Linked DNA regions of Homo sapiens: all the other regions are linked to region 1. The links are chromatin contacts, found by Hi-C or POLR2A ChIA-PET in ENCODE. All regions are on one chromosome and are shown on one strand. The core of a region is the stretch at or near the end of the contact, and the rest is flanking DNA. Distances in the headings are between cores, read along the strand shown. Region 1 holds the start of GDF9 (growth differentiation factor 9). Region 2 overlaps CARINH (colitis associated IRF1 antisense regulator of intestinal homeostasis). Region 3 overlaps CARINH (colitis associated IRF1 antisense regulator of intestinal homeostasis). Region 4 overlaps CARINH (colitis associated IRF1 antisense regulator of intestinal homeostasis).

The links. A loop is a pair of places that touch in the nucleus more often than their neighbours do. ChIA-PET counts read pairs that join two places held with the same protein, here RNA polymerase II (POLR2A). Pooled maps may share reads with other maps.
Region 2: a pooled map shows a loop between it and region 1 (3-fold over the local background). The contact joins the enhancer-like site here to the promoter of GDF9 in region 1. A Hi-C loop is called at or near these places in 5 of 50 pooled maps. POLR2A ChIA-PET finds 5 or more read pairs at or near these places in 2 of 52 experiments (activated CD4-positive, alpha-beta T cell and naive thymus-derived CD4-positive, alpha-beta T cell).
Region 3: a loop to region 1 is called in a pooled map, with 3 times the contacts of the local background. The contact joins the enhancer-like site here to the promoter of GDF9 in region 1. A Hi-C loop is called at or near these places in 9 of 50 pooled maps. POLR2A ChIA-PET finds 5 or more read pairs at or near these places in 3 of 52 experiments (T-cell, WTC11 and naive thymus-derived CD4-positive, alpha-beta T cell).
Region 4: a loop to region 1 is called in a pooled map, with 2.4 times the contacts of the local background. The contact joins the enhancer-like site here to the promoter of GDF9 in region 1. A Hi-C loop is called at or near these places in 4 of 50 pooled maps. POLR2A ChIA-PET finds 5 or more read pairs at or near these places in 2 of 52 experiments (activated CD4-positive, alpha-beta T cell and endothelial cell of umbilical vein).

Annotation. Positions count from the first base shown.
Region 1 is chr5:132,861,451-132,868,220 of GRCh38, reverse strand. GDF9 (growth differentiation factor 9) reads left to right here and starts at 1,752. Exons shown (of 2, transcript NM_005260.7): 1 at 1,752-4,084; 2 at 5,665-6,770. The coding sequence starts at 3,688. The coding sequence ends at 6,632. It overlaps UQCRQ (ubiquinol-cytochrome c reductase complex III subunit VII), which reads right to left and starts at 1,579. Exons shown (of 3, transcript NM_014402.5): 1 at 1,534-1,579; 2 at 1,186-1,352; 3 at 1-733. The coding sequence starts at 1,339. The coding sequence ends at 639. RefSeq lists enhancers at 1,241-1,741, 1,742-2,242, 1,101-2,300.
Region 2 is chr5:132,451,309-132,458,177 of GRCh38, reverse strand. The region is part of intron 3 of CARINH (colitis associated IRF1 antisense regulator of intestinal homeostasis); the gene reads right to left. Among named protein-coding and RNA genes, the nearest start is that of LINC02863, 28 kb to the right of the region's middle. RefSeq lists enhancers at 268-497, 425-1,094, 1,095-1,765, 6,839-6,869 and a silencer at 2,044-2,236. Within about 2 kb of position 1,522, at least 30 of the 41 ENCODE cell types and tissues checked have a DNase peak (open chromatin) inside an H3K27ac peak, as active enhancers do.
Region 3 is chr5:132,434,475-132,441,707 of GRCh38, reverse strand. All of the region lies in intron 2 of CARINH (colitis associated IRF1 antisense regulator of intestinal homeostasis), which reads right to left. Among named protein-coding and RNA genes, the nearest start is that of LINC02863, 11 kb to the right of the region's middle. Within about 2 kb of position 3,932, at least 30 of the 41 ENCODE cell types and tissues checked have a DNase peak (open chromatin) inside an H3K27ac peak, as active enhancers do.
Region 4 is chr5:132,473,871-132,480,772 of GRCh38, reverse strand. It overlaps CARINH (colitis associated IRF1 antisense regulator of intestinal homeostasis), which reads right to left. Exons shown (of 4, transcript NR_161242.1): 4 at 4,729-5,106. Among named protein-coding and RNA genes, the nearest start is that of IRF1, 13 kb to the left of the region's middle. RefSeq lists enhancers at 1,192-1,441, 1,452-1,501. Within about 2 kb of position 1,497, at least 6 of the 41 ENCODE cell types and tissues checked have a DNase peak (open chromatin) inside an H3K27ac peak, as active enhancers do.

The DNA.
Region 1 (6,770 bases), core at 503-3,002:
ATCATCTGAGGTCAGGAGTTCCAGACCAGCCTGGCCAACATGGTGAAACCTGTCTCTACTAAAAATACAAAAAATTAGCCAGGTGTGGTGTCCTGCACCTGTAATCCCAGCTACTCGGAGGCTGAGACAGGAGAATCGTTTGAACCCAGGAGGCACAGATGGCAGTGAGCCGAGATCACACCACTGCACTCCAGCCTGGGTGAGAGAGCAAGACTCCATCTCAAAAAATAAAAAATAAAAGCGTCCCTGACACATACTAATTACAATATAGTTAGTAGACTTTATTGTTGCTATGGGAGCAGAGGGCCAAGAACCAGCACTCGCCATAGCCCATGTCACCCACAAATGGTTAGATGCAGGAGTACCTGCAGCTACTTTCTTGTAGATAATGGAACAAAGGGGGAGCCCTGCTCTTTCACCAAAACCCGAGACCAGGCAAAACTTCAAGACTCATGCTGAGGAGGGGCGCTTCATGAACTTGAATATTAGTGGTCACACAGGATTCTACTCACAAAAATGTAATATCACAACAGTGCAGACCATAGGAAGTTTATTGTGTCTTTGAGACACTACAATGCAGACTCCTCTTCCAGAGAAAGGTCTTTCAGAGACAGGGAACCGTCATCCGGATGCGTTGCTCATTTGTCATTTTCATAGGCAGCTGGATTCTTCCTCTTGGATCTCTCGAACTCTTCAGTCCCCCATGTGTAGATAAGATAAAACACTACAAACTCTTTAAAAATTAAGAGAGTAAACAGAGAGCACACATATAAGACATATAGAAGAAAAAAAAAGGTCTCAGTCCTCTTGTCTTCTTTAAAGCATACACTTCAGTAGTTCTTAGCATATCCAAGGCCATGCAACTATCATCACTATCTGCTGCACGTTTAACACAAAGCATTTCACCACTGGTAAGAACTAAATAAAGGTGACCTCAGAGGAACATGCTGGAATCACCCGAGTGACCTTGGGCCAGTCATTTCAGTTCTGTAGCTCAGTTTTCCCCGTGTAAGATGGGGAGGATAATATGACCAGCTTAAGGGCGGTCAGGAATATTCAATGAGAAAGGTGTGTACGGCAAGTTACAGAGCGCCTGCCCGGCCGCCAGCGCTCAGAGGGGAGGCGCAGTGACTGCTGCTGCTGCTGGGGTCCAGCCTCCCGCTCCCGCGGGCCCAAGGCACTCACGCGGCACCACGCGAAAGAAAGACTCCCGAATGCGGCGCAGAACATTGGGGATTCCTTTAGTGAAGACGTGCGGATAGGCGCGCTGCTCGAACGGTGACAAGCTGTAGCTGATCACATGCCGCATCCGCGTCAGATTCCCAAACTCGCGGCCCATTGTGGCGGCGGCCCTGCAGGACCGAGGGTGGACAGGCGCTTGGCTCGCTTTCGCGAAGCGCCGCAGTCCCCGCGGGGGTCCATCCCCAACCCCAGACTCCTGCCCCTGCACTCCTTATCCTTTCCCAGCCCAGCGGGGCGCCCCTAGCCTCCCAGGGTCCACGAACACTGCACAACCAGACCCCACTCACGCACAGGGCTCAGCTCGCCCTCCACAGTCACCGATCCGGTTGACTCGTTCGTCATTTCCGGCAAGGTTGGAAGCCGCTCTTGGAGGTCGTGAGGTAACTTCCGGGAGATACCATTTTCCTACTGTCTCTAAGGGATGACGCCTTTGTCCCAGAAAGAAGTGGGCTGACTGGGTGACCCGTAGGTGGGAGGTGCCTTGGAGGCCCTGCCCGGGCCGGTGGGGTGGAGCCTAGCGGAGGACGTCGGGGATTGAACTGACTTTGGGGGACAGTGGACAGGCGGAGGCGCTCACACTTCTCCTCAGCCCTCGGCTTTTCTGTGGAATCCCAGTCAGGAAGCGGCCGAATGCGGGAGGCGGGGGAGGGAACAAAAAGGTGACGAGGAAGGGGCCTGCCGACCTCCGGGGCAGCGCTGGCCAGGAGCTTGGGGCCTGCGAGTCTTCCCAGCTGTAGACAGAGCGCCTCTGAGCCCCGAGGCCGGGCCGCCCCACAGCAGAGGAGCACGAGGTTTCATTTGGCCTTGGCCAGTAGCTCAAAGGGGGCTTCGTTATTTTCAGGCCATGAGCGACCCCAGCACCAAAATCAGGGACACACATCGAAGGCTTCTCTTGGACTCTGTTTTAGAGTCCCCTGGCAGGCTGTTAACGTTCCCAAGAGATAATACAAACGTTTCGTCAGTTTCAGCCACAAAAATAATCAAATAATCGTCAATTGATGAATGCTGAGGCCGCCTCGACAGCAGCCAGCGTCCTCCCCAGATGGTTTGCGTGGGGTGGGGGGAATCACGATGCCCCAGTTCTTTCTTCTCCCCACGTGAGAAGCAAGGAAAGTCGGGTGAGAGGCCTTATTATGTTTTCCCTGAAGTGCATTCTGCTTGACGATGCTGTTGTCAATGTACAGCTCGCCCTGAGGTGTCTTGTCAGTGTTTTGTTAATGGAATTGCTGGCCATATTTTATCTAGGACTAAGCTCTCATTCAACAGTTGGCTGTGTTTTATAACACTACTTACGGACCACGGAGGCTCGGCAGGCAGTCAACTTGTATTTTGCAGACATACCTTAGTTTTCTCATGTAGGTACTGCACAAACTGGCTTCGTATCTTGCACTATGAGTGTAGGCTGACTCTTCCAGCATAGTCTCCTTCGGGGTGGCGCTGAATATCCCCTCATTTCAGCTTTTCATGGTGCTCCTTTGCCTCATTTTTTTAAACCATAATGTCTAGCCTGGTCTCAGCTCCAAGGCAAGAACAGAAATACAGGTAAGGACAGAAATATTGTGGCAAATTCTACCACCATTTGGATGAATAATAATAAAACGTTCATTTATTTTATAGCATCTGCAAACATCCCAAAACCTTTCAACCAAAATATGTATAGATGAGTGTGCAGACCAAAGTAAGGACATCAGTATGTTACATTTAAAAATAAGTCAAGGTTAAAGGCGGTGTCCTCTTTTAAGAACATCGCAAATACAATTCCAGTACTCCAAGTACGTATTCTGTACCCAGCCACCTGGGAGGACTGAGAGACCTAATGGTTTTCTGCTTTCTGGAACTTCTATGCCAATTGTGACTTTCTCACCCAAATTTGTAAATTCGCAAATTAACATGCAGCGAATAATTACAATTGTAAACACCTGGAAGTGGAAAAGGCCGTGAGGATAAATTGAGAGGAAGAGTAAACCTAATACCATAAGTTGCATACCAGCAGATCTGAGTATCGTCATGAATAATTGGTTAGCTTTTCCACATGCCTTAGAAGTTTCAGCAAGCACCTAGCGAACATCTTAATCCAAATTTCTCAAAAAATGAGAGATTTTATTTAAGATCATTCCTCAATTTATCTTAGACTTTCAGCTACATAGTTAGTCCGGTAGTGTAACAGTAACGGGTTTTACGTAAATGCCAGGGGAAAAGAGAGGAAAGCTAAATAACCAAGTAAATCTGTATCTAATTAACAAATTGGCTAAATAAGGTGTTATCAGCTGCTTGATATAGAGCTGATAAAATCTTCAGCTAGGCATACTTGAGGCCTGATTACAGAAGTGACCGTAGTCCACCCACACACCTGAAATTTATTTAAGAGACCAAGCTAGGCTCTTCCTGGCCTTTAGGAAGAGGACTGGCATGGAGAAATATGTTCCTCACTAGTTCTCCCAAGCCATGGCACGTCCCAACAAATTCCTCCTTTGGTTTTGCTGCTTTGCCTGGCTGTGTTTTCCTATTAGCCTTGGTTCTCAGGCTTCTGGGGGAGAAGCTCAGATTGCTGCTAGTGCTGAGTTGGAATCTGGGGCTATGCCTTGGTCCTTGCTGCAGCATATAGATGAGAGAGACAGAGCTGGCCTCCTTCCCGCGCTTTTCAAAGTTCTATCTGTTGGGCGAGGTGGGTCACCTAGGCTGCAGCCAGACTCCAGAGCTTTGCACTACATGAAGAAGCTCTATAAGACATATGCTACCAAGGAAGGGATTCCTAAATCCAATAGAAGTCACCTCTACAACACTGTTCGGCTCTTCACCCCCTGTACCCGGCACAAGCAGGCTCCTGGAGACCAGGTAACAGGTATGTGAAAGCAGATTGGTTAACTGGGTGGAGGGAAGATGATAGACACTTCTGCATTTCAATTACAGAAAGGAGCTGAGCCTAGTTCCTTGAATTGTATTTTATTTTGCATAAAACTCAATATCCAGTTGAAACAAATCTGGGACTTGAGCTTATTGTTTATTCCTAACGCTCTCATTGGTTAAGGTGGGCTAATATGATGGAATTTTAAAGCAACACCAGAGACTTAATGGCTTTCAAGGCTGAGCGGAAGTGCTGCTAGAGAATGTTAGCACCTCTTTCTGTTCCACCAAGCTTTTGGCCCAGAAATGGACCTTAAACATCTCTTACAGCTATTGGTGTGATGTGTTAAATAGGATATTTTTCTCTTGTTTGTTACTTTCTGTGAGAGAAAAGCTTAAAGTTCCCGTTTTGAACAGTTGGCCCTTACAAGAACAAAGTATCAGTCCACAGTTTGACTCAGCAGTTGGGTGTGGTGCTTTAAAAAATTATAACATGGTGAAACCCCGTCTCTACTAAAAATACAAAAATTAGCTGGGTGTGGTGGTGCATACCTGTAGTCCCAGCTACTCGGGAGGCTGAGGCAGGAGAATCGCTTGAACCCAGGAGGCAGAGGTTGCAGTGAGCCAAGATCGCACCACTGCTCTCCAGCCCGGCAACAGAGCGAGACTCTGTCTCAAAAAAAAAAAAAAAAGTATATATCTACCAGCTCTTGATTTAAAACCATTCTAACCCAACAGGGCAGTTGTATCTGCTTCCTTAATATCCTATTTTAATATAGTGGTTTTAGAGCATCTGTTTTTAATCTCAAGTGTTCTAAATTAACTAGGACCAATTACATTGTTTTAAATTGACTTTCTTCACTAGGGCTTAGAATGTCATCTTAGTAAGTCTGATAAGTGTTTCTATTATGGTTTTCCCTCTAGAGATTATCCAAGAGAAAAATACTACTTTCCTTATCAGCTCAGCTGCTTCTGTGTTTGGAGCAAATTACTCAGAATGAAGCTTCAGGCTGAGCACAGTGGCTCATGCCTGTGATCCCAGCACTTTGGGAGGTTGAGGTGAGAGGATCGCCTGAGCCCAGAAGTTCAAGACCAGTCTGGGCAACATGGCGAGACCTTGTCTCTACAAAAACAAAAAATCAGCTGGGCATGGTAGCTCATGCCTGTAGTCCCAGCTACTTGGGAGGCTAAGGTGGGAGGATCAGTTGCACCTGGGAGGTTGAGGCTGCAGTGAGCCATGATGGTGCCACTGCACTCCAGCCTGGGTAACAGTGAGACCCTGTCTCAAAAAAATAAAAAATAAAAATGAAACTTCAGAATGTAGTGATTCCCTGTTACTTTGATTCACCACCAAATCTGACTTTCTGGAGATAAAATGTCCAGTAAGGTTGCTGGGAATTAGTAATGATACCAATTGCCTTCCTTTTCTATATTAACCCCCATTTTTTTTTTTGAGGCTTGAGAAAGTGGGGAAAAGAGAAGGGAGAAAGCATATTATGAAGTACTAATTCTTTGACTTGACTGCCTGTTGTGTTGACTGATTTTCAAGCACTACTGGTAGATTTTTTTTCTTCTTAGGAATCCTTCCATCAGTGGAACTGCTATTTAACCTGGATCGCATTACTACCGTTGAACACTTACTCAAGTCAGTCTTGCTGTACAATATCAACAACTCAGTTTCTTTTTCCTCTGCTGTCAAATGTGTGTGCAATCTAATGATAAAGGAGCCAAAGTCTTCTAGCAGGACTCTCGGCAGAGCTCCATACTCATTTACCTTTAACTCACAGTTTGAATTTGGAAAGAAACACAAATGGATTCAGATTGATGTGACCAGCCTCCTTCAACCTTTAGTGGCCTCCAACAAGAGAAGTATTCACATGTCTATAAATTTTACTTGCATGAAAGACCAGCTGGAGCATCCTTCAGCACAGAATGGTTTGTTTAACATGACTCTGGTGTCCCCCTCACTGATCTTATATTTGAATGACACAAGTGCTCAGGCTTATCACAGCTGGTATTCCCTTCACTATAAAAGGAGGCCTTCCCAGGGTCCTGACCAGGAGAGAAGTCTGTCTGCCTATCCTGTGGGAGAAGAGGCTGCTGAGGATGGGAGATCTTCCCATCACCGTCACCGCAGAGGTCAGGAAACTGTCAGTTCTGAATTGAAGAAGCCCTTGGGCCCAGCTTCCTTCAATCTGAGTGAATACTTCAGACAATTTCTTCTTCCCCAAAATGAGTGTGAGCTCCATGACTTTAGACTTAGCTTTAGTCAGCTGAAGTGGGACAACTGGATTGTGGCTCCGCACAGGTACAACCCTCGATACTGTAAAGGGGACTGTCCAAGGGCAGTTGGACATCGGTATGGCTCTCCAGTTCACACCATGGTACAGAACATCATCTATGAGAAGCTGGACTCCTCAGTGCCAAGACCGTCATGTGTACCTGCCAAATACAGCCCCTTGAGTGTTTTGACCATTGAGCCCGATGGCTCAATTGCCTATAAAGAGTACGAAGATATGATAGCTACAAAGTGCACCTGTCGTTAACAAATGGTCCTCTTAAAACCTTGAGCCTATTTGGCAAAGTAACTACTGTGTGCCTATGTGTGCCTTCAAGAGAAAGCTTCATATATTAAGTCTCTAAATGTAGCATATGTTATATAAAGAGGAGCCTGTGTAGGTTAG
Region 2 (6,869 bases), core at 273-2,772, 410 kb after region 1:
AAAATTCACTGAGCTTTACACTTATGGTTTGTGCTTTTTTTTTTTTTTTTGCATGTATGTCATCCTTCAACAAACACTTAAAAAATGTTTGAAAACCCCATCAATTCAGTCAGACTCTTTGGGTGGGAGCAAGATCCAGGCATCAGTATTTTTTAATATCCCAGATGATGGTAATATGCAGCCAGGATTTAAAGTCACTGGTTTAATATCTTGGGAAAAGCAGATCCACTCAAGACCTCACAGGGTCCTGACAAAGGCCACTTCCAGCTCAGTGGAGTGAGACACTGGGGTGGGAAGATGTCCATTTTTTGGATGTGGGTCAGTCTCTTGCACAGGCAGAGGTATTGCAGCATGCTGTTGTAATGTGTATCTTCCTTGGCAGTGTCTGTTGAAAGCTGGTTGCATCAGTTTGTAATGGGGTGTAATGGCAACAAGGTGGGCCCAGCCCCCCCCAGGAAGTGGATCACTGAGCACAGCTTCTACAGGGCCATTTGTAGAGAGGTGGCAGCTGGGCTTCCCAGGGGCTGCCACCCAGGGCAGAGCCAGTGCTGAGGCTCTGACAACCTCGGCAGGGTGGGGAGAAGGCCAGACTCAGGGTGTTTATGTTTGTGGGTAATGACAGTCAGCTCTGGGCTCCAGATGATGCTTACTCCCTGGCCTCTGTGTTCAGATTAGGAACTTGCAACATCTTGCTGAGGACCATGTCAGGCTCAGCTCTAAGTGCTGTGGCTGAGAATTTTCCTTCCTCTCTGTGTGGTTAGTGGCAGCCTCCCTAGCAATGGCTGACCTCTAGCATACTCTGTCAAACTACAGGCAGCTGGGACAAGACAGGACATGGGGCTCACAGACAGGTATTCCACAACCTGGGCCCTGTCAACCCTCCCAGAAATGCATGGGCCATGAACCTCCTGCTGTGGGAGGGGCAGTGCAGAGAAGTCTCAATAAGCTTCTCTTGGCCCTCTGGGATCTCCACCATCCACAGTGTGTAGGGCTGAGCTGCAGGCTGGGTCTTCAGGTGGTGTCCCTGCACATCTGCTTTGCAGCGTGGCGTCTATAGAGCAAGAGTGAACAGGAAGGGGCCTCGGGCCTCCTGTAGCTCTGCTGGGCAGGGACGCTGCGGGGCCTCAGCTGGGCTTCCTTGGCTAAAGGGCACAGAGTGGCGTAGGCTGCAAGAGGACAAGCTAAGCTGATGAAGGCTCTATCACTCAAGGGTAGCCATGTAAAAAAAAATCCCTACAGGTAAAAGAAGCATGAATAAGACAGGCGGGGCATAACAGTGTCTCCCCACTGAAGCTGCAACTCTCTGCTTCACTGGCTTCAGCCTCCTCTCTGTGAAATGGGGGCAATGTCCCCTAGGCCTTTTCCTCCTGTCCAGTAGGGCTGAGGGTCTACAGGCCAGAGGGAGGCCTGGGCTCTGAGGCCTGTGCCTGTGTGGCCTCTGGCTGGGACCTCAGCCCCCATGTGCCACGTCACCTCCCTTGTCTGTGAAATACCACAACAGCAGCTCTTGCCAGCCAGTGACACTACCCCTTCCTGTTGTCTTCTTTACAAAGCATTTATGAAATGCTTCCTTTTCATGCTTCAGGAAACCGGTGGCCAGGAGGAGTTCTTGATTTCATTTTCTTCCCTAGAGATATGTGTGCTTCGAAATACACAAATTAAACAAAAACGAGGGCTGACTGGGACCAGGAGAGTGAGTGATCCTGGCTTCCCTTGATTTACATGCTTATTTTCCTTCTCAAATCACTCCAGTAAGTACAGAAGTCACTAATCTATTGCCCTCTATTATCTGCATTATAGTTAAAAACATCGACATGAACAAACAAAAGCCCTTGCGTAGCCTAGAGAAGTCACAAAGCTCACACCCAGACTCTCGCCTAAGAGAGTCTCTCAGGGCTCACTCAGGGACTATTTATTCTTGTTTTATTTTTTTAAATGTTGATACCCTCTCTGCTTGAGTATCCTTGTTTTAGATGCAAATCAGAAAAGGTTGCTGTATTGATCACAGTCCCAGCAGGAAACAGATGCACACTCCACTGGTAACAGGAGAGACTGAGGAAAGGACCGTTTCCAAGGGTGAGCAAGATGAAGAGAAACCCTCAAGGAAAGGTGAAGCATCCTGCAGCCAGCAACAGTGGGAGCTGTGACCACCAATCCCCAGGGAGGAGGTGGGAGGGCTCCTGGAACCCAGAGAGACCAGTAGGAGGGGACTGCCGGCAGGAGCTGTGGTTTTAGGGTGAAAAACACAGGCACTATTGACCTGAGACCTGGCAAGGGAGGGAGCTGGGGGGATAAAGCACCTCCCATTTCCCCTCCCAGCCTCCAACCTCTGGTCAGGGGAGGGGTCTTCAATTGGCCAAACCCAACTGGAAGCTTGGGGACCTGGAGCCTGGCTGATGGAATCCACAAAGGTCAAATCCTGGGAGGAGTGGGAAAGAGCAGAAAATCAACTGGAGCAGGGATGTGTGGGGGGGTGGCAAACAAACAATGCCCGGCAGAGTCACCGGGGCTGGCCATTTGAAAAGAGTACATCAGAAGCTAACGTGCTGTAATGTGGCACTCTCACCACAAATACATAGGATGAAAGGCAGCCAGGGACAGAGGCGGCCACGAAGAAAGGTTTAAAGAATCCCAGCAAAATGACTGGGGTCCTCATTATGGAAGAACAAATAGCTTTACTTAATAATTCCAAGGTAATAGCTTAATAGCTTAATAATTCCAAGGTAAACAAGTATTTTCATAAGGAGGACTCTGAATGATCAACAGAAGGTTAAATGTCACTGTACTGCTTCACAGAGCTGTTACAGGGCAGGGAAGACTATAACACAATGTAGAGATAGATCCATACAAGAGAGGTACAACAGGGTTTCCAGTTCAACACATCAGTTATTTACACTCCTAGTTTCCTTTCTCTCCTGAAGCACCACTAAAATGCTAGTCTAGAAATCAAATGGGGCCAGGTGCAGTGGCTCACGCCTATAATTCCAGCACTTTGGTAGGCCAAGGCAGGAGGATCATTAGAGTCCAGAAGTTCAAGACCAGCCTGGGCAACATAGCAAGACCCTGTCTTAAAAAAAAAATTGGCTGGGTGTGGTGGTGTGTACCTGGAGTCTCAGCTACTCAGGAGGCTGAGGTGGGAGGATCACTTGAGCCCAGGAGTTTGAGGCTGCAGTGAGCTATGGTCACACCACTGTACTCCAGTCTGGGCGATGAAGTGATACCCTGTCTCTTAAAAAAATCAAATGGGGCCAGGCGCGGTGGCTCATGCCTGTAATCCCAGCACTTTAGGAGGATGAGGAGGGTGGATTACTTGAGATCAGAAGTTCGAGACCAGCTTGGCCAACATGGTGAAACCCCGACTCTACTAAAAATACGAAAAGTAGTCAGGCATGGTGGCACATGCCTGTAGTCCCAGGTACTCGGGAGGCTGAGATATGAGAATTGCTTGAACCCAGGAGGCAGAGGTTGCAATGAGCCAAGATTGTGCCACTGCACTCCAGCTTGGGTGACAAGGCGAGACTCTGTCTCAAACAACCAACCAACCAAATGGTATTAACTCTCAAAGGCAAAGAGAATGGTAAAGGAGACATGAGTGGCTGAAAGAGTTCCCCAAACTACAGGAAGCTGGGAGGCAGGTGGAGGAATAATGACTGACATGGAGGAAGCTAGGCTCTGAAGGGCTTGCAGAGGGGCACACTGACAGGAGGCAAGCCACTTTACCCCTGGAACCCTGCAGGAGGAGCTCAGACTTGGGGAGTCCAGGTGTTGTGGCTGGTGGGGCTGAGGTACAGCAGCCTGTGGGGGTAATGAATGGAGGAAACTGGTTGAAATCCTCCCCAGGTCTCACCTCCACACCCTGCCCCACACAGCTGGAGACAAAGACACTGAACAGGAGAGAGACAGGCAGGAGGGAGGGCAGATGAATACAGGGATGAAAACAGGGAGGTGAGGGAAAAGTCTGAAGAATGAAGCGTGGGACTCAATGTCCCACCCACTTACCTTGCCCTGCCCCACCCCAGGTATATATCACTCTGGATGAGGGTATGGTGAATTTAAAAGATGGTTGCAAATTCTTTGACATTTCTCCAATGGAGAGGTGGGTCTGTGTCTCCTTCCTTGAACCTGTGTGGATTTCTGACTACAGTGGAAATGAGCTATGTGACTTCCAAGGCTGGGACATACACAGCCATGCAGCTTCTGTCTTGCTGGCCAGAACACTCACACCAGAGACTTGAGGTGCCTCGTAAGAGGTCCAATGACCAGGCCATGGTGCTGGAGACATCATGTGTAGTCTCTCTGGTCAACAGTCCCAGCTGAGCCCAGCCTTCCAGCTCTCTTTGCCAAGTGAACAACGATCTTACAAGTGGACCCTTCAGCCCCAGCTGTTCCAACTCCCAGTTATTCCAGTCACCTCGAGTCATTCCAGTCATCCTAGCCGTCGTAGAGCAGAGAATTGCCCTTCTGACTCCTTGACAGTGGCCCAAAAAATGGTTGTTGTTTTATGCTACTAAGTTTTGAGGTGGTTTGTTATGTAGCGTTCAATAACTAGAACTAGGAGTTAGAATGCTTCTCTTGAGGAGCTGAATGGCTTCAGGGTGGTGGTTCTCAACAGGGTGATTTTGTCCCCCAGGGGACATTTGGCAATGTTTACAGACATTTTGGTTATCACAACTCTGGGAGGGGGGTTACTACTGGCATTTAGTAGGCAGAAGTCACTGGTGCTGCTAAACATTCTACAATGCATGAGACAGCCTCTGACAACAAGGAATTCTTTGGCCCAACATGTCACTAGTACCAAGGTTAAGAAACCTAGCTCTAGAGAAAAGGTGCTCATTGGAGGCTTGTTAACTAAAAGACTGTCTTGCTTCCTGTAGTGAAACCCCAGTTGATAAATTCTCCCCAAGCAGAGTTTAGTTCAGCCTTTTATTGCTCCATTAATAAATACCAACAGATAGCTGAGATATTTGGCATTTAAGGAAAGCCTCCAACAAGGAGAGATGGAGAGACAGAGAGAGGGAGAAGAAAAAGAAAGCAGAAGGAAAAAGGAAGAAGGAAGAAAGAAGAGGGAAGAAGAAGAAGAACAAGAGGAAGAGGAGGAGGAAGAAGAAGAAGAAGAAGGAGGATGACGACAACGACAACAACAACAACAACAAGAAGCAGCCACCACCGCCGCTGCCACCTCCAGGTAGAAACAAAAACAAAATAGAGACTAGAAGACTATTAAGACAAATGGACAAATGAAAAATAAATAGTGCCTCAAGAAGAATAGGATGGAGATAGTATATGCATAAAAAAGAATGTGGTATTTTTGAAAAAGAACAGGAAGAACAAGAATGAGTACTAGGATATTAGAAAAAGAAAGCCAAAATTAAAAAAAAAATCAACAGAAGGGTTGGAGTATGAAGTCAATGAAGGTTTCCCAAGAAAGTAGACCAAAAAGGCAAAGAGATGAAAAGTAGGAGAGAAAATATAAGGAAACTAAAACATTAATCCAGATGATCCAACAGATAAAATACAGGGAAGAAAATTATTAAATAAATAATACAAGAAAATCTTCCAGGACTCAAAGATGCTACATAACTCAGCAGTGACGAATATGTCCACATTCACTATTGAGTTAACCACAGATTGTGTTATGTTCCTATTGGAAGGATGGAGAGAGGAAAAGTGGGGATGGTTCTGTAGGAAAGTTCAATCCTCATCTATCACAAGAAGTCAACAAATGCCTAAAATCGGTAGATCAAAAAATAGTATAAACAGAAATGGAAACTAGTAAATGGTTGAAAGAGGCAGCCTATAGAGAGGGGGAGTGAGAAAGGCGGGGAAGGGATTTTTATTATGGGCTTCTCAGTACAACTGATATTTAAACCATATGCATGCATTATTTTTTATTTTGTTTTTAATGGATACATAATAATTGTAGATATTTATGCAGTGCAGTGTGATGTTTCCAGACATACATATAGCATGACATGATCAAATCAGGGTAATTAGCATATCTATCACCTTAAACACTTGTCATTTCTTTGTGGTGACAACATTCAAAATCATCTCTTCCAGCTATTTTGAATTTGTGCATTATTTTGATAAATTTGATAGAATAGAAATTAATTTAAAAGGGTACAATTTTAAAACTGCAATGTGATGGGATCAAATTTAATAATTTGGAAAATTCGCTTATGTAGAAGAGTCATGCCTCTCTAAGAATGCTCAATGAACTGGCATAGGTGGGCACAAGCACCATCAGCATGGAAGGGTTCCTCCTGATGTCACTGGCCACTAAGGCAGTTGGTGGGGTGAGGGTGGGGATGAGAGCCAGGCATGGCAGCCCTTAGGTGGTCACCATTTCCCTCTCCTGGCAGCCTGTATTTGCTTGGGAGACCTATCTCTTGGGTATAGATCCTATTGGGCTGCTAAAGAAGAGAGGTGCTAATCCTTTTAGGATGACTTCTGGGAATTCACCAGGATGCCCTGCCTCTCCTACTCTGGACATGGAAAAAAATGCTGGGTTTACCAAAGGTGGATGAGTCAGGCCCAGGACTAGAGCCACGGGGCCTCTCCCTGGACGTGCCATAGTCAGGCTGTCTCGGCCGCTAAAAGAGGCTACACACATTTATTGTCATCAGAAGCTGGGACAGATGAGCCTTGGGTTACAAGATCTCCTACCTGGAGCTCTCCCGGGAGGTGCCAATCATAGGGGATGGGAGGACAAACACATGCTTGGTGGGGCTCTAGCGTTACCGCCGAGGTGCATCTCCTTGGCCACTAGCCCTGGGGTCTGACCTCCCCTTCTCTTTTCCTTCACCCATTGTTCTCTCTATTCCCTTTCTTTCCCACCTCTCTCTCAGTTCTCCAGAGCTCTGTGCAGG
Region 3 (7,233 bases), core at 2,683-5,182, 430 kb after region 1:
CAATTGCAATACTTTGAGTAGCACTGAGACAGAATGCTTCCAACCACAGGGGGCCCCTCATGCCCCTCCCTGTTGGGACCCACCCAAAAAGTAACCTCTGTTCTAACTTCCATCACCAGAGATTAATTTTATCTGTTTTTGCCTTTTGTTTGAGACAGGGTCTTGCTCTGTCGTCCAGGATGGAGTGCAGTGGTGCGATCATAGCCCAGTGCAGCCTCAAACGCCTAGACTCAAGCAATCCTCCCACCTCAGCCTCTTGTGTAGCTAGGACTACAGGCATGTGCCACCATGCCCAGCTATTTTTTTTTTTTTAAAGAGACAGAGTCTTGCTATGTTGCCCAGGCTGGTCTCAAACTCCTGGTCTCAAGCATTCCTCCTGTCTTGACCTCCCAGAGTGCTGGGATTACAGGTATAAGCCACCGCACCCGGCCAATTTTATTTGTTTTTAAACTTCATATAAATAGAATCATACAATGTACCTTTCGGGTGTCTGGCTTCTTCCCACTACACATTATCTGTGCGATCCATGTATGCTGTTATGTATAGACACAGTTTGTTCTTTTTTAAGATTGCTGTGTTGTATCCCATTGTGTAGATATGACACAATTTAACCATTCTACTGTTGATGGCCATTTGTGTTGTTTCTAGTTTGGGGCTCTTATGGAGAAAGATACTATTAGACATAAGACAAAAACATTTTGGTTTATGTCCGCTGGTGGACATTCTGGACATTCGCACTCATTCCTCTTGAGTATGTACCTAGAGGTGGAACTGATGGTTTATGGAATGGGTATAGTCTTAGCTTTAGTAGATACTATCAAATAGTTTTCCAAAGTGATTGTACCAATGTACACTCCTACCAGCATATAAAAGTGTTTGCCAACATTTGGTATTATCAGTCTTCAATTTTAGTCCTTCCTGTGGGTATAGAGTTGTATCTTTTACGTTTTAATTTGCTTATTGGCTATTTATATATCCACTTTTAAGATGTTCCTGTTTAAGACTTTTGCCTATTTGCTTTTTTCTTATTTACTTACAGGAATTCTTTGGACCTTCTGGATATAAGCCCCAGTCGTCTGTCGGATATGTTACAGAGAATATCCTCTCCTCTTCCAGTCTCTGGCTCGCCTTTCCACTAGGTTTTTTGTTTTTTTTTTTCTGAGACAGAGTCTCGCTCTCTCACCCAGGCTGGAGTGCATGGCATGATCTCGGCTCACTACAACCTCCACCTCCCGAGTTCAAGTGATTCTCCTGCCTCAGCGTCCCGGGTAGCTGAGACTACAGGTGCCCACCACCATGCCCGGCTAATCTTTGTATTTTCAGTAGAGACGGGATTTCACCATATTGGCCAGGCTGGTCTCGAACTCCTGACTTGTGATCCGCCCATCTCAGCCTCCCAAAGTGCCGGGATTACAGGTGTGAGCCACCGCACCCAGACGCCTTTCCACTCTTTAATGGTATTTTTGATGAACAAAAGTTCATAAATGTTCAATTTACCCATCTTTTCATCTATGGCTAGTGTATCCTGCTTAAGTAATCTTAGTTCCAAGAAGTCCAGTTAACAGAAATAACAAAAATTACTAATATTAAAAAAGACAAAGAAGTGAAGGAAAAAATTGGATGGTGGGTGTGGGAGAAGGACTGCATCAGATCGTGAGAGTGTGCTCACTTGACTGTGCTGTGCAAAGCCCGGGCCTTGTCCTGTGTTGTGGTATGGATGGGAGCTGAACCCCCAGGCAGTGCAACAAACATGCCCTCTGTTTGGTTCAGATGCTGCACCAGGTGGTGGAAAGGGCTCTGTGGGCTGTAGGGGGACCCTGGCTCAATGGCTTAAGAGAAAGATCACTCCTTTTCATGTGTGTTAAGCTGGGTCTGACCCCCAAACCCTGGAGACTCCCTTTAGTCCAGGCCCTGCGCCTCTGTGCCAGAGCCTGCAAAGACAGCAGTGCTGACACTTGTCCAGCTGGCTCACAAAGGGGAAATTCTCCCCTCCTTGAGTCACCACATAGACAGGAGGAGCTTCAAATAACAAGCGCTCGACTCCAAACGATCCCTATGCTCATTTCACGATGCTGCATCACTTTCAAAATCCCCTGTGATGCTTGTGTATGAAGTCTAGATCCAGAAACTTTCCCCATGTTTTCCCCAGTTTGAGTAGAACAATACCCTGGGAGTCACAAGCTACATCATACAATTGACTTCCCTAAAAAAAAAAAAAAAAAAGAGATCTTGGACTCAAGGTTATGAGTTTGCAGTGTCCTTTGCAGGGTCTTTTAAATCCCCTAGTGGCATATGAAACTCTGGATGTTTGTGAATTTTCCTGGGGAAAGGGTCTATGTGTGCCATCAGATTCCGGAAGGGGTGTATGACCTCAAAAAAAGGTAAGACTCACTGGACCGAGTCCCCTTTAAGGATAGTTTGCAGTCCTCTTCTGCTGGGAGGTGATGGTAGTAGGCTTGCCAAGAGGACCTCAACCTACCAGATGGATGCGATCTGCCATCCACCTCCCCAGCATAAAGCCAGTTCATAAAGCCAGCTCCAGCATCTCTGGGGCAGTTTTCTTCCCATCCAGGGTCAAGCTCTTGGCGGCTTAGAGATGCAGTGTGCCAGTCCCAACACCATGGCTGTGTGTCACTGCAGATGAAGGCATACTTTTTTTCTAGGACGTGCAGTGACCCCACTTGGCAGCAGACACTCATTTCTGATATTTTTGTATGCCAAGTCTTGGGTAAAACAACTAAGTGATCTCTTAAGGACCCAGGTTCCTTTTTTGTCCCTGTTCCTTGCCCCTCACCACCACTTTTTCCATGTGCCACCCTCTCATAAGAACTCAGAAGCCCAGGGTGGAGTCAAAGGGGTCTTTTAAATCCCCTAGTGGCATATGAAATTCTGGATGTTTGTGAATTTTCCTGGGGAAAGGGTCTATGTGTGCCATTAGATTCTGGAAGGGGTGTGTGACCTCAAAAAAAGGTTAAGACCCACTGGACCGAGTCCTCTTTAAATGGAAGTGCATGGATCAGTTTGATAAAATTAATTTATAGTAATGAGCTATGTATCTTTAGCTAACTGCACTTCTAAAAAGACATCTGGGAAGGGAGAACGCTTAACTAAAATTATTATTATAATTATTATTTTTTGAGATGGAGTATTGCTCTTGTCGCCCCCAGGCTGGAGTGCAATGGCACGATCTCAGCTCACTGCAACCTCTGCCTCCCAGGTTCATGCAATTCTTGTGCCTCAGCCTCCTGAGTAGCTGGAATTAGAGGTGCCCACCACCATGCCCAGCTAATTTTTGTATTTTTAGTGGAGACAGGGTTTCACCATGTTGCCCAGGCTGGTCTTTAACTCCTGACCTCAAGTAATCTGCCCACCTCAGCCTCCCAAAGTGTTGGGATTATAGGCATGAGCCACTGCACCTGACCTAAAATTATATTTCTAATGACAAAACTGAGGTACAGCTCATAACTAAATAGGGGAGAATGACATTAAAGCCACTCCCATCACTAAAAAAGACCAATTTTTCTGGTCTAGATGGCTTTTTAGAGGCTCCTGGAGCAGGAACAAGGGGTTAGTGACTACGATGTGTCAAAAGAGACATAGGCATTTCTCAGATAAACCTCAGCTCTTCCGGCTTGAGAGAAGGAAACATTCCCAACATGACTTAGGGGCCCAAGGACCCTGTTTCCACCTCATATCAGATTGTCAAATGGGAAGGGTGTGCCTAGAGCACACACTCCCTCCTGAAAGGGCTGAGTCCCCAGAAGACCTATGTCTGCTCCATCCTGGGTCCCTGCTCTCTCCTGGAGACAAGATACAGCTGCCTGTATGAGTAGCAGTCTGGGGCCTCCTCCTCCCTCCCTCTGCCCCACCCCACTCCTCCCTGCCCGCCCCCATACACACTGGGTTCTTCCTCCCCTGCTCTCTCTCAAGAAGCCAGGCCCCTGCCCCCACTCACAGTCAGAAGGAAGTGATTCTGCAAGGCCTCCCAGGGACTCCCAGGACTGGCTCAAGGCATCAGACTGTTAAATAAGTGGGATTTTTTCAGTGTTTGTAGAAACTGTTGTTTAAAAAGATGTAACCATCCAAACTGTTTATGTAACCCTTGGGAAGTCTCAACAGATATGGTTCCCTATTTATAACTGTGGCCAGGACTTTAAAAATACAAGTGGAGGGGGACTGTCAAAATCAGAGAGGTTGTCACGTTACAGTTGTATGCTTGCATAACTGAATTCAGTATTTTGCTCTAATTTGAGAAGTTTCTTTTTATTCACTTTTCTCCTTTTCTGGTTTTCTCTTCCTTTGTTGTCCACTGCTGTGCACCATACACTCCTGACATTTTCTGAGAACATCAGAACTATTTCTCTGAAGTGGAGGTTCAAAATAGGGGTTTTTAGAATGACCAAATAATAATGAACACTAAAATTCATTTCAAAGCCTAGGACTAGTCTATTCATACTGATATTCCTAGTCTACAAGGGTAAACATAGCTGTCTTCTCGCCGCCAGCCCCTACACCTGCAGGGGCCTGCTCTGTCTCTGGGTTGTCCGCTCTGGAGGTAGGTGTCAGACCACCTGGTCTCACTTTCCTAGGTCCAATCTCTGGATCTATGGCAACAGAATCCACAGGTCCCTATTCCCATACAGGGGGAATGCAAAGTTGCTGGGGGACAATCACAGTGCAAAGCTGAGATCTGGGCTTCTTTCTAGAGCCATTCTGAGGTCTTCATCACTCACACTAACAATCCAACTAAAACCTGGCTCTTGTAGGAACACATCCTCTTCTTTATTAGGGAGGCTGTTCTCTGAGTTAACATAGTAGCAGTTTCGTTCACAGATCTTTCTGGCAAAAAAGAATCCGACGAGAGCTATGCCTCCACCAAAGGCACAGTTTGATAACACTTTGGGGAAGGATGGTTCATAGCTCCTGAAGAAGAAAGAGTCTGTGATAAGAACCTCTGGCCCACAGGCTTCTTCACACTACACAACTTCCAAAATCCCTAACCACTGCTAATAGCTAGGAGGAGGATAGTGACTGTTCCCAACACAAAGAGATGACAAACATTTGAGATGGTGGATATGCTAATTACCCTGATGTGATCACTATACATAATATGTATTGAAACATCATTATGTACCTTGTAAATATGTATAATCATTATAACACACAATATGAGGTCCCAGACAATGATAATACATAATAATTATACGTTTATGGGATACATAGTGATGTTTCAATATGTATAAATTGAAGTGGTGTGAATTATGTATAAATTTTAACTACATTAAAAATTACAGAAAAATAAATTTTAAAAAACAAAACAAAAAAAATTCTTAACTGCTGTCAAGCTAGCACTGACAACCGAAGCCTCAGCCCAGTACCTCCCTGCTTCCACCTGTGCTGACCACCCTAAGAGAGAAGGCAGAGGCACACAGCCCTTACATCTTGGTGGGGAAACCCTAGGGTTTCCTCTGAGGGCCTGACAGTTTGAAGGGATTGAAAATGAGTGGAGGGTGTGGCCACCTCAGCTCTAGCCTCCTTCTGCTGAGGGACAGTGGCCAAGGAACATCCTCATAGATCCAAAGGAAGGTGGAGAGTCCCTCTTTGTCCTCTCCACCCACCTCATCCCCACCACGCCCTGATGTCACTCCCTGCTGTACCCACCCCGGAAACCCTTAGCCACTTCCCACAGGTCCACTCCCAGGGAAGTTCTTTAATTGGTGGATGTGGGAAAGAGGAAGAGGAAAAATATCATTTCTACCTTCCCAATTCCCTGTATCCCATGAGCCTCCAGTCTGAAAATGATTACCCATCTGACCTGGAGCTCTCATCCTAGGTATCATAATGGCTCTTCTTTTACCCATAAGGAGAATGGGTAATGAAGAAATGCAAAATCCCAACTCATGAAAATGTGGTTGAAAAAGGGAAGACCCATAAAAGTTCTCATTTGTTGACCAGAGACAATAAAGTGATTACTTAAAAAAAAAAAAACCCACCTCTGGGGTCTTTCCAAATCATGGAGAAAAATAAAAACAGGGGAAGACATGCTCTAGTCTTAAAACTCCAATGTGGCCCCAGACTGGTGAGCCCCAACAACAGTAAATACCCACCCTCAGCAGCCTTCTGCCCACCTCACCCCACCAATACTAGGTCCCAGACAAGTCAACAAACACTTATTGACCATGTACTGTGTGCTTCCAACCATTCCGGGAGTTGGAATTCTGCAACCTCAAGGTGCTTTGCGAGGAGCAGGGAAACAGCTCAGTCAACATTTACTGTGTGCTGACGTTTTGCTAGGTTTAGAGGAGGCAAAAATCTGAGAAAAAAACAGCTAAGAATACTCCAATCTGGGAAGTACTAATATACACATAGCACCATAGGAGCAAGGAACAATTAATTCTACATGGTGAGGTCAACCAGAGAAGATGATTTTTAAGTTGGGCCTTGAAAGCACATTAGGATTTTGCTGGGTATAACTGGGAAGGAGTGGCATTCCAGGCAGAAAGAACTGAGTGAGCAAAGGTCAGGGTTGGGGTTGGTATGGGCAGTTGGTTGTATGTGATACGGCGTGTAGTCAGGCCAGTGTTGCCAGAACACGGGGTCAGAGAGCAAGAGCAAAGGAGGTAAGGCTAAAAGGCAGGCTGCAGTTTATGGCAGCCACGAACACATGCCATTCAAAGGACCTGTTGCATGGAGTGCAGACAGCTGACAGGCTGCAGCCTCGGATCCACACCATTCAAGTCAGACCATGTTGCCTCCTGGGTGGCCCCCAGCCAATGACAGAACATGGCAGGGTTGCTCGGGCCTGTCCATTTCTGCCCAAAGTGCGACTCTTCTCCTGGGCAATCTTTGGCTGGAACTCCCCACTGGGCTCGTTGAGACACTCTTACAGCCGCATCACAGTCTGATGCTCTTTCAACAGAATTATCCTTCCCTCTCTTGCGTCCCAGAGTTAGATCTGGACTGCAGTCTGAAAGCTGTCTTTTCTCTCCGTACTTCTGCTCCTTTCTCCTTTATCTTTCATAGGCATTAGCTCTTCTTACCCCCAATAAATCTTCTGCACTTTTCATTCTGTTTTGGTGTCTGCTTCCCAGAGGACTCCAACTGAGAAGGAGCTTAGATGAATGTTTGGGTTTTGCTGACAGTGAGGAGCCACTGAGGTATTTTAAACAGGGCAAGCCATGGTCAGATCTGAGTTTCATAAAAGCAATTCTAGCACTAGGGTGAAGAGCCGGG
Region 4 (6,902 bases), core at 248-2,747, 390 kb after region 1:
CTTGTCAGAAGCTCCCCTTGGGCCGAGCGCGGTGGCTCACACTTGTAATCTTGGCACTTTGGGAGGCCGAGGCAGGTGGATTGCCTGAGTTCAGGAGTTCAAAACCAGGCTGGGCAACATGGTGAAACCCTGTCTCTACTAAAAAAAAACTAACCAGGCGTGGTGGTGCATGCCTGTAATTCCAGCTACTAGGGAGGCTGAGGCAGGCCAATCACTTGAACCCAGGAGGTGGAGGTTGCAGTGAGCTGAGATCACGCCACTGCACTCTAGCCTGGGCAACAGAGCGAGACTCTGTCTCAAAAAAAAAAAAAAAAAAGAAGTTCTACTTGGAAGCTCCACTTGGATTTCTCAAGAATAGCTTCACCTGGGAACAGAGGAATAGACAGGATGGACTTTTCCAGCTCCTTCAGGGACCAGCCCTTTTTAAGATTTGGATTGAGGTGGCTAGCCACCTGTGGCTTCCATCTGGGTTCTCCTAGTGGGTGATGGCAGGTGGTGCAGAGCAAGGTAGAGTGGACTGACGGGAGGAAAGTGATACCACCCAGAACAAGCAGCAGCTCTGACTTCTTTTTCTCCTGCCCTTCAATCTAATCCCTGATGGAGGGTAGGCAGTGAGTATGTGAAGTCTTAGGCAGCTGTGGAAATCTCTCAAGTTCTAAAAGCAAAGTTAATTGCTTGTAAATTACCAAAAAGAGAGAGGAATTATGTCCATCAGCTTCCAATCTCCACAACCAAGATGTAGTCCTCAATTTCCCCATCCCCTCTGATCCCAGGAGTCCTAAATGATTGGTAGCAATTGCTTGGAATCTCCAGGGAGGGACCTCAAAACTCTCCCCTGGCCCCCATCACAATGGAGCTGGGTCCTAGGGACCAAGCCTGGAGTAGTGTGGGATAGAGCCAGACCTTTCAGGATGGAGAGCTGTCCCATCACATCCTACCAAGACTTCAGCCTTTTCCTAGGAAAAGAAACTAAATAAGGTCTGACAGCTCACCTAAAGGTGATGGCAGCTGACACTACCGAGTCATTAGCCAAACAGTGCCTGAAACGGAGCAGTATTAGTAAGATCTGAACCAAGTTTGTGCTTAATAATTAGATCATTCTAAGGACCTGACAGTGCTTCTGTGGGTCATTCTCAAGAGTTTCAGTATAAGCACTAATGGTGGAAGTTCTAGGTTGAGGGAGCTAGGAGGTTGTTGAAAGATCTGTTTTGCTGGGGTTGTGATGAGATAACTGTCATCAAGGACCACTTTCCACTGGGGTAAACTGACAAAAGTGGTGCTCAGCCACACCAGCTAGATTTCTCATGTTGGGCCAAGTTTACAGACATTTGCGGGCATTTGTGGTTAGTCATGGGTTTCCTTGCCTTAACTCCAAAAGGGTATAGCTGGCTGGTCACTTTCATTGGGCTGGTTTATTCATTCAGCTCACTTGGCAATAGGAAGAAAGCTAGAAGCTAATAGGCAAACCATCCCTTCTTGGTGTGTCAGCTTTCAACATCTCTCAGTGCACTGTGTGCAGGGTGTTGTGACCATTACAACTCCAAAGGAAAGAGCTTTCTCTGATTTTTCTGGAAGTCTCCAGTGGGGCCTGCCAAAGTGGGAACTGAAATCCTGGGGTAGCCCTGGGAAGTGGAGTTTTTTTCTCTAGGAGTGATGTCTCCTGGTTGGTGGGGCTGGGAAACAGCCAGGTTGTCATTCTCTGGGACCACTTGATCTTTCACACTGTGTACAGATCCAAAACTCTGCCCTTATACTTGGAGGGGAAAGGGGGTACAGATGTCCTCCAGGCAGTCCTGTTGGAGCACCCAGGGCTAATATAGTGACCCTATAGAAAGCTTTTGTCTCTGTCAGATGTAATGCTGTTCCTTAACTTGGGCACAACTGATCTTCCAATTCATCAGAACTCAGCACTAACCTTTCCCCAGTTCTGCTGGCTGTCACAGAGGAAGGAGGCCTGGGGTGGGAGAAGGGGAAGCTGGTGCCCTCCTTTTCCAGGGGTGAAAGTACTTGGCAGGGTGGAGCTTGGCTTTATCATCCGGAGCTCCCTTGTGGGGCCAAGTCTAAGGCCTCAGAAGGGTATAGCTGGCTGGCCGCATAGTTTTCCTAGCTCCAGGCAGCTCTCAAGAGACCCATTTATGCTGGTTTTCTCAGGGTAAGGAGTTACAGAAGTCCACCTCTGCTGGCTCAGTGGTAAGACACAAGCCTGCAGAGTCTGCTGAGTGAAACTTCAGCTGGGGAGATACTGGAGGCTATGGAGCAAGGACATGGGGACTGAATGAAAGAGGGGAGGCAGACGTCCAGCCCACCATTCCTCACCCAAGGAGATGATCCCACAAGCTCACAAATGAGCAGAACTGGAAAAGACCTCAAAGTGTGGCTGGATAATGGCAACACAGGCCTCGAGTGCTCACTTTGTGCTGGGTGCTATGCCAAGCACCACGTGTGTACCACGGCACTGGCACCCCACCACGGCCCTTGTTCACAGACCAGGAAACCAACTCTCACCACCTAATCAGTATGGAGCCTTGGTTCCAACCCACATCATCTATCTGTGCCCAGAATCCAGGTTGGTTCCATATCAGGCTGCCTGAGAGAAGAACACGGAGGCCTGCACAAGAAGCTGGGGAGAGCTAGCAAGGGGCAGGGCCCGAGCACCTTATGCCAAGCAAGCACTTGTGGATGCTGAGGGAAGGCGGCAAAAGCTGCAGCTGCTGTGCTGCCCTGCCTTCAGCTCTCCTCCCTTCCCCCAGCACACACACCTTCCAACACCCCTGGCAACATGGCTCTGCCGCTACAGGCCCCAGGGCCCCAACAGGGTAGGGTTTGCCCCACCTATGCCCTGGAGGCCACCTGCAGTTTCGAAGGGTGGGGCCCCAGGGGGCCGAGACACAGACAGGCTTGTAACTTGGCCTCAGTGCAGGGGGCAGCTTGGCCACACCAGGCCTGTTTGGAGCAAACGGGGGACTCTGGCCTGCTAGGCCTTATCTCAGCTCCCAGGATCAAAGAGGACTTTTTAGCCATGTTTCTGTCTCAGCAAGACAACCTAGTCTCCTGTTCTGCTTTAAACCAGACCCTCTGTTGGGTCCTGGAGTTCCTCAGAGGTCTGGACCCTGGATGGCTGTGAGACTCAGGACCATGCACAGATGCATTCTCATTCCCAGCCACCAGGCTCGGGTCAGACCCTATGGCTCTGGTGGGCCTAATTCCTGGTTTCTTGATCCCTGAGAACACCTGGCACCTCTGGCTGCTGGCCAGTTGCCACCTTACATCAGGCGGGCGCTGGGATTCACCTGCAGGCTTCCTTTAGGGAAGGCCCTCCCCTGCCCTCCTGTGCCAGCCCAGAGGGGCAGCCTGGGTGAGGTCTTCACATCCATTTCGGGCCAAATGCCTTGGATTGGCTGGATCCCCTCCTGTTTCTGCCCTCCTTCTTTCCTTCAAAGCAACAAGGTTGTGGGGGTGTCCAGTTCTGCTACCACCTCTCCCTCACACTGTCAATCTGGAATTTGTCCAGAATTGGGGCCCAAGTAGTGAGTTCTTACACAGTGGTTAAACAAACAAACAAACAAAAACCCCACACAACTCAGCTACACCTTGGCTCAGAGAGGCCATGGGATATACCGAGGATCTCAGATCAGGAGGGAGGCCCCTGGAGAGGTGTGGCGGGGATCATGTGCTTCTCTGGTTTCTTGGAGAAAGCTGACTTTGTGTAACAAGGGAGGCATATGGACATGGAGTTGGTGTTTGGGGATGTGGGAACCATTAGGCCAGAATTACAAGAAGTCCTGTCATGTCGGCCACACTAGGGCAACAGTGGACTGGGGCAGGGGCTGATGACCTGATTGTGGAGGCAGTGGAGGGCTGTTTCTGCTGGGGACCCAGGGCTCCCCTCCAAGTGCTCCTGCTTGGCTTGTTGGGATGGGGAGAGGAGCTGGAGTTGGGATGGGGAGAGGAGCTGGAGTTGGGATGGGTCACAGCGAAGGCTACAGCCTGGCATTCCCATATGGGGTAGGGGTGGGGTGGGGTGGGACAGGGAGGAGGACCTGAAGGGGTGTCCAACTTTCCGAGACTTGGAACAGCCTGGTGAGTGTTCATCACCATTCTTCTGTCATAGGTGGCGAGCAGCCAGAGTTCTGGGCACAGGAGACCATCTACCCCCAAGCTTGTGCGGCCTGCCTCAGGTCACTGAAGAGGACCCCATTTTTGGTCTTTGGCCATCCTAAGACTTGTACAATGGAGCCCTGGGGCCCTCCCTTCTCTGACCAGTGACAGCCCTCACAGGCAAAGCCTCACCCTCTAGGGCCTGTCCCTTCCTGTCTGCCAGTCCCCACAGGGTCTGCGGGGTACCCAATCTCGCCAACCAGACTGGAAGCTCCCCAGGGGCAAGCAGCTTATCTCTTCCATATTCTCACAGTGTTCAGCCAGGATTGGCACTTCAGAGCATCTCCTGCTGCTCAGCAGAGATGTAGTTAGCATCTCTCTATAGTAGCACTTTCTGAGTCCCTCCCCTGGGGGAACCAGGCTAGACTCTGGGGTCCAGAGGAGCAGGCAGGCTGAGAGGCAAAAAGGGCACAGAGGAATAACCAACCCTGCCCCTGCAGTAGAGCCCTGGGCAAAACAGGCCATGACCAACCAGCAGCCAAGGTCAAAGTCCCCAGAACAAGGGCCAGTGTGTGCATGACATGCAGCATGACCGCTTGTCTCTTTTCGGCAGTACTGGAGATAGAAGGCTGAGTCATTAACAACTTTCTTTTATTAAAAATGTACATAAGTAAAAGGAACATGGTTTAATTGTGCAAAGAGTAAGAAATACAGATGAGCAAATAACACGTATTAAAGCCACCTACGATATACCACCCAGAAGTAACCAGGCTGTTGAATTTTTAGAGACTGGGGTGCAAACACATTTTTTCACTCCCTTGTGCATATATCTGGGAGCTCTGCCATATACAGACACAGACGCGGTGTCCACAGGCGATGCCTCTGCTGGGAATGCTGCAAGCAGGAGTCTATCCTTTCCTGGTACTGGCTCGGGGGCCCTCCTCAGCGCCCAGGTCACTCTAGCATCCAGGAGTCCAAAGGCCCGGCTGTGCAGGCTGCAGAGGTGATCTAGAGTAGATTAGGAGGTGCAAAAGGCTTGGAGATAGGCTGACCAACTGTTCCAGTTTGCTTAGGACTGAGGAGTTTCCCAGGATTTGGGACTTTCAGTGCTAAAACTGGGAAAGTCCCAGGCAAACCAGGGCCAGTTGGTCACCCTCCCTGAGGGCCAAAGGCTTTGTCCTGCCCCTCCTGCCCTGTGCTCCCCATCTGCCCTCCTGCTGGGGTTCTGGATCCCCCATCCCCACACCAAGCAGCCCAGGGACAGAGGCCTGGCTGGGGCCTTGCCTCCCGTGGAAGCTCCTGAAAGTTCCAGCCTGAGGCCTAGGGAGGGACAGGGGAAAGGGAATAAATTAAGGCAGACAGTCTGTCATCACCCAAGAAAAGGGCCAGGTGAACTGTGGCTGTTAAGGGCAGCTAGGGATGTACAAGCAGAAGGGTTCCAATACTTGGCTGGCCACCCCTCCAGCCCTGGAGCTGAGTGTGTGGTCCCCAGAGGCCCCAGAGCCAGAGAAGTGCAGGGTGTCTGGATTGAAAGGCCTCAGCTCCCTGGGCTCCCAGAGCCCTGGTGCCTCAGGCCTTACCTTCCCCCTCCTCCATCTCCACACCCCCTGGCACTTCCTGCTCAGCTCTTCTCTACCTAAGACTGGGAGCAGAGGATGAAGGAAGAGGAATCCAGGACAGACCGAGCTGAAAGAGGAGCAGGCAGGTGGGAGGGGACTTAGGTAGAAAGGACCTCTCTGATAGTGGCGGGAACATCCTGACTGTGGTCTGGCCCAGCCGGCTGTCTATGCCTGAGGATGCCTGAGGATGGGGGGCCCTTGGAAAACTCAGAAGAGAGGCTAGGTGTGGAAGGCAGAGTATTGGTCCACAGTGGAATAAAGAGGTCCACGTCCTAATGCATGAGCCTATGAATATGTTGCTACATGGCAAAGAGGAATTAAAACTGCAGATGGAATTAAGGTTGCTAACCAGCTCACTTGCAAATAGAGAGATTACCCTGGATTATTGGTGTGGGCCCAGTGTAATCACAAGGGTTCTTAAATGAAGAAGGAGGAGGCAGAAGGGTCAGAACCAGAGAGATCGCATTGTGAAAAACCTGACCAGCCAGTGCTGGCTTTGAAAGTGGAGGAAGGGGTTGCAGGCCAAGGAATGCAGGCAGCCTCTAAAAGCTGGAAAGGGAAAGGAAGGAAAGGGATTCTCCACTAGAGCCCCCAGGAAGAAATGCAGCTCTGTTGACACCTTGAGTTTAGCCCAGTGAGACCTGTTTTGGACTTCTGACTACAGAACTATAAGAAAAGAAACGGGCCAGGTGCAGTGGCTTACACCTGTAATCCTAGCACTTTGGGAGGCTGAGGCAGGCAGATTGCTTGTGCCCAGGAGTTTGAGACCAGCCAGGGCAACATAGTGAGACCCTGTCTCTATAAAGTATACAAAAAATTAGCCAGGTGTGGTAGCACGTGCCTTTAGTCCTGGCTACTTGGGAGGCTGAGGTAGGAGGATGGCCTGAGCCCAGGAGGGAGAGGTTGCAGTGAGTCAAGATTGAGCCACTGCACTCCAGCCTGAGTGACAGAGCAAGACCCTGTATCCAAAAAAATAAATAAATAAATAAAAAATTGTGTTGTTTTAAGCCCCTGTTTATGATAATTTGTTAGAGCAGCAATAGGAAACTGATCCACTGGGAAACCATTTGGGGGATGCAGCTGCCCAAAATCCCTGCACGTGGGTTGGACTCAGCCTCACAAGGCTCTACAGCCTCTCTGTGAAAGACTCCATTCCCTCTGGGAGAAGCTCAGACTCTAAAGCCC